Linked DNA regions of Homo sapiens: region 1 is linked to region 2. Evidence: chromatin contacts called from ENCODE Hi-C or POLR2A ChIA-PET data. All regions are on one chromosome and are shown on one strand. The core of a region is the stretch at or near the end of the contact, and the rest is flanking DNA. Distances in the headings are between cores, read along the strand shown. Region 1 overlaps SLC24A3 (solute carrier family 24 member 3). Region 2 has its middle 140 kb from the start of SLC24A3.

Region 1 (2,700 bases), core at 192-2,691, 180 kb before region 2:
CTCCAATGACAGGCTGTCTACCGCCAGATGATAAACAGGAAGTCACTGAGTAAGAGGAGCGTGTCGGTCCATGCCGGAGGGGGTTACCTAACTTGGGAAGGCAGAGCTCCAGTAACCACATCTCATACTGAGAATGATGCCTACAGCAATGATGCCTCGCAGGCCTTCTGCAAAGGGTGGCAGAGGAGGACAGCAGTCTCATAGCCTCAATCTTTTTTGGGAAGCAGTAAACCAAACACGCTCTTCTATAGAGACAAGTGCAGCAGTTCTTTTCACAAATTCATGCAGAGGATGCACATGTTGTGAACTGAGAAATTGTATCTCGAGTTCTTTCATTTTCAGTTCAGTTTTACTTTACAATAACTGCTGCTCTTGCTACTATTATTATTTCTAAATACAACACAGCTCTAACTTCAGCAGTGCTTACCTTACCCTCAGGGAGATTATGTGCTGGACACTGGCAAGGGAATATGTGTACTAGGAGTCATAATATTTGCCATGCTGAGTATGCTGACCTCATTCCGGGCATGGTTTTGAGTACTTTCTTTTTGCATCTCAACACCTTACTTAACCTTACAACAGCTTTGAGAGCTGGGTGTTGTTATCCTCACTTCCAAAAGAAGAAATCAATAGCTCAGAATCGAGTCCAGCAACTTGCCAAAGGTCGCAGGCTACCTGTTATCTCTGCATAGGACTAGACTGCAGGCAACAATTAGCCCAATGTCAGCCTTAGGACCATCCTGGCAGAATAGAGGTGATCTTGAATATAATGGGAAAAAAGAGAAAAAGAAAAAATAACAATGATGAAGTTGATCACCTCAGGTTCACAGGCTGTGCAGCAGCAGAGCTGGGCCTGGTATCCACCTTCCAGATCCCACTCCAGAGACCTTCCCTTAATATTTTGCTACCTTAATCTCAGGGCATACGGATTCTTTTTCTTTGGCTTCACTAACATGCTATGTATTTGGCATGATCTTCCCCTCAATGTTTCCATCTGAGACATGGGAGGGAGAGACCTACTTTGTTAAAAGGAAAACATGATAGAAACATTAAAAAGAGATTTTCCCATAGCACAGGGGGAAAAAACTATAAATAGAGTGAAATGTTAATGGTGAAATCCTGGTGGTGGGTATCTGAATGTTCACCGTCTAATTGTTTTGATGTTTCTGTATGGTTGAACATTTTCATATATAATGTTGGGGGAGAAACAATGTTTCCAATATCTCAGTGGTACATTAATATTGATAACACCCTCTTGTAGTATCTGAGGGTGATAAGAAGAAAGATCAATGCAACAGCAAGGGCTGCGGTCAAGCTCGATGTGTTCCATGAACCCCTCCAGGGGTGGCCATGACTGGCTGCCATGTGGCCACTGTGGTCACATCACCTTGCCTGGTCGCCAATCTTCAGGTGTCGCTGCCACTCAGCAGTGCTCCACTTCTGAGACTGTTTCTACTATGATTAAAGGCCTCTGGTCCTGAACTGTCACCAGCAGAGTGACATGGTGCCAACACATGGCCAAGCATATGACAAACATCTACTGTTGACAAGACAACATCCTAGAGGTGTCAGGCGGACGGAAGCAGCCCATTCCAGAAGGAAAGCTCCTGCATGCTGGGTCCTTTGCTCCTGAGACATCTGTACGGTGGAGTCAGAGTGTCCCAGCACCTCGCTGTCTCTCAAGCTGCACACTCGTTTCATTTCCTCTTAGACCTGCAGTGTGACTTATCTTTTCATCAGAGGGGCTTGGAGGGCTTCCCCTCAGTAGCAAAGCCATACCAGCAAGATGTCCTCCTGGGAGATCCATGAAATAACTTGGCTCAGAAGCAAATTATCTCTGAGCAGCTCTATTTTCAATCCTTCCTCGAGATATCACTATTACTAGAAAACTTACCTGGCTCTAATTTAATTGTGAAACAAGGCTTGTCCCTGTGCTAATATTAAAATGGAAATCTTCTAGTGAAATGGCTCATTTCTCTGGTGAATTATTGCCAGAAGGAGATAGGGCCTGAATGCAATTTGCTTAAGTGTCTCACAAACCACTCTGATTCCTGAAGACACTGGCCTTATCTTGTGCTTGATCGACCCTGCACAAGCTGCCTGTCTGCTGCTTGTTCTCTGGAGTTCTCTGAAAAGCCAGTGCTTGGTGGAAAAGCCACAGGAAAATGTTCACTTTTATATCTGCCTCATCATTATAGTTTCTTTCTTTTATTTGGAGACAGAGTCTCACTCTGTCACCCAGGCTGGAGTGCAGTGGCGCGATCTCAGCTCACTGCAACTTCCGCCTCCTGGATTCAAGTGATTCTTCCGCCTCAGCCTCCCGAGTAGCCGGGATTATGGGCACGTGCACCACAACCAGCTAATTTTGTATTTTTATTAGAGACAGGGTTTCACCATATTGGTGAGGCTGGTCTCGAACTGCTGACCTCGTGATCCGCCCACCTCAGCCTCCCAAAGTGCTAGGATTACAGGCGTGAGCCACGGCACCCCACCATCATTATAGTTTATTACTATTCCTCTGTATTTCTAATTATCATCTAAAAAGATGCCCAGTACCCAAAGAAGTTTGCTTTTGCCCAGTTTTCTGGAAAAATGTTCAGAGTGGCTTTTACCAAAAGCTCTCTTCCCCTTGCCTTTGCCCAAAGCCTGGAATGGGGAAGAAGAGCTCATGGGGTGGGAAGAAGAGCTGTGAGGGCAGAG
Region 2 (2,700 bases), core at 174-2,673:
GAGATCAAGACCATCCTGGCTAACATGGTGAAGCCCCATCTCTACTAAAAGTACAAAAAATTAGCCGTGTGTGGTGGCGGGCACCTGTAGTCCCAGCTACTTGGGAGGCTGAGGCAGGAGAATGGCTTGAACCCGGGAGGCGGAGCTTGCAGTGAGCCGAGATAGCACCACTGCACTCCAGCCTGGGTGACAGAAAGAGACTCCATCTCAAAAAAAAAATTCTTCATAACTAATGAACACATAAAGAAATTTGTTATTTTTTGTATTACTATGCAGTTAGTATTGAATCATTTTGTTCTATAGAGGAGGACGTGTTGAAATAATCTCTGGGTGTCAAATAGGCACTCCTGCTGCTAGGAAATAGGTACTGCCATAGTATCAGCATTTTACAGATGAGGAAACTCAGGCATAGTGGGCTGACGTGGCCTTTCCCAGTGGCAGAGCAGGGAAGTGGCAGAGCAAAGATTCAAAGCCAGGCAATCAGTAGCCATCACCTTTCCCTGACATGACATGAATATGCTTCCATTTGGTAGTGTGGTTGATTGAAAGCTGGGGCACTCACTTATAATTTATTCATAGCTACTTTTATTTATAGCTGTGTTATTTGTTGTGCCAACTCGCACATGCTTAAGTTAACATAATCAAAATACATCATTCGGACCTATAGCCCAGTGATTCTACTCTTAGCATGCACCCAAGAGAAAGAGTCCATGCTATACAAAAGGATATACAAGAGTGTTCATAGTAGCACAGAAGCCAGACACAAAAGGGTATATATGGCATGATTCCATTCATACGATGACAAAAACAGGAAAAACTAACTGATGAAAATAGAGGTCAGAATGGTAGTTGCCTGCGGAGTTATTGACTGAAAGAGGAAAATAAGGAACCTTCTGGAATACTAGTAGGATTCCAAATCTTGATCTGGGTGCTATTTATACAGGTGTAGAAGGACCGTACACTCCTAAGTGCATTTTAGGCATTTTATGCATGTTACGTCTCAATAGAAAGAGTAAAGAATAAAATAAAAAAATCCTTCCAGGCATTGCAAAGGAGAAATCCTGGACCGAGAAAACAGTTGACATTTCTGGTCCCTCTCTTATACCTGGGCTTGGTGTACCACGTAAGCAACTCCCATGAAGACATGGCACCAGGCTCGCCGGGGCCTGTTTCCAACCTCCTAGAAGGAAGCTGGGCTGGGGAGGGTACCCAGGCAGGCAGGGAATCCCACTGCTGAGAGTCAACCAGCCCTTCCTTTGACCTTGGACAATGGAGAATGGAAGAAGTGCCCGGGCTTGAAGGGCAGAGCAGGACAGGGTAGGAGATACTTTCTATACTCTTAGCCATGCCAGTTGTCACAGTCCAACAGTTGGTGACACCACCCCCAGTTCCCACGCTGCAGGAAGGTGAGTCCTGCTCAAAAGGCAGCATTTGCCAACAGCTGACAGGAAGGAACTGCTCAGGATCCAGCCAGTGCTGCAAGGTGCCACTCAGCCCTGAGGGCAGAGCTGCTGACAGACACGGAGACCTGTCTGAGGGCTTCCGAGTTGGGCAACTGTGGGAGGGGACAGGAAGTGCAGGGGGATGTGGAGTTAACACAAAGGACAAAGTGACCACAACAGGACGCTTCCAGCACGTGATATTGCTACAAAGAATCATGGCTCATCTTTCATGTTCTGCTCTCTTCAGAATCTTGGTGTATTTCATTTTTTTCTTGCCCCAACCTGACCACATAACACCATTTTCTACTTGAAATAGCTTTCCGGGGGAATTTTTTTTAGCAATCAATCATACTAAAATTTTCTATCTACACTTTCCACATCTCTCTCACTTCCTCTAAAAATATGAAGTGATTTCCAATGGAGGAACACATTTCTGACTGTAGAAATAAACTTAAGGTTTTTCTCAAATATTCCCATTGCCCTGCACCCTACACAGACCACAACCAAGTAGTCTAACTCCACGCTCTTAACCAACAAACATTCCGCTTCTCCCAGGATCTAGGCAATGGCCAGCACTTGGTGACTGAGCAACGAATGGTTGGAAATAAGCAGTTTTCAATGTCGTGCATTGCTTGGACATTTTTCTAAAATATCTAGGATATAATTCCAAAGTAATGTAGCAAGTTGTTCATGCCAGTAATTCCATGGGAAGTTTAAAGGGTCACCTTAGTTGTGAGGTCTCACATAAATAAGACTACAGGACTTTTAACCTTTTCTCTGACTCTTTGAAGCTCACTCTGAGAAGCCTCAGATCTCCACTTCCTCCTGACTCAAATGCCAACAAGCCCCCCACATCATGCAGGTGCTCCAGGAATCTCTGCCAGTTAGTCCCTGGTGGTAAACTTGGGCTCACTCCACTGCAGATAGAAATCCCTTCTGGAGAAGGAAAACAAAGATTCAGAATTTTCTTATTCATGATGGAACAACCATGCTTAGAGGTTAATAAACATAAAAGGATGAGAAAATTGAGAAGGAGATAAAGGCGTATGGCTATTTCTCAAAGCCCAAAGCTGTTCAATTAGCTACTCAACCACAATTGCCCAAGGACGAACAAACTGCCACAGTCTGAAGCTCTGGCTCATAATATGAAGTAGATTTTCCTCATCATCTCCATTATCTAAGGAAAATCCAATCATTTTATAATTAGATCAAGTTGAGGGTAGGGCAACCTACCCATGAGAAACCACCTATTCCATTT

What was found. A loop is a pair of places that touch in the nucleus more often than their neighbours do. ChIA-PET counts read pairs that join two places held with the same protein, here RNA polymerase II (POLR2A).
Region 1: a map with no recorded cell type shows a loop between it and region 2 (4-fold over the local background). The contact joins two enhancer-like sites. A Hi-C loop is called at or near these places in 1 of 37 single-sample maps with no recorded cell type. POLR2A ChIA-PET finds 5 or more read pairs at or near these places in 1 of 52 experiments (BJ).

What each region holds. Positions count from the first base shown.
Region 1 is chr20:19,258,217-19,260,916 of GRCh38, reverse strand. All of the region lies in intron 1 of SLC24A3 (solute carrier family 24 member 3), which reads right to left. All of the region lies in intron 5 of SLC24A3-AS1 (SLC24A3 antisense RNA 1), which reads left to right. Among named protein-coding and RNA genes, the nearest start is that of SLC24A3-AS1, 25 kb to the left of the region's middle. RefSeq lists an enhancer at 1,616-1,705. Within about 2 kb of position 1,441, at least 4 of the 41 ENCODE cell types and tissues checked have a DNase peak (open chromatin) inside an H3K27ac peak, as active enhancers do.
Region 2 is chr20:19,074,119-19,076,818 of GRCh38, reverse strand. No RefSeq gene overlaps it. Among named protein-coding and RNA genes, the nearest start is that of SLC24A3, 140 kb to the left of the region's middle. Within about 2 kb of position 1,423, at least 4 of the 41 ENCODE cell types and tissues checked have a DNase peak (open chromatin) inside an H3K27ac peak, as active enhancers do.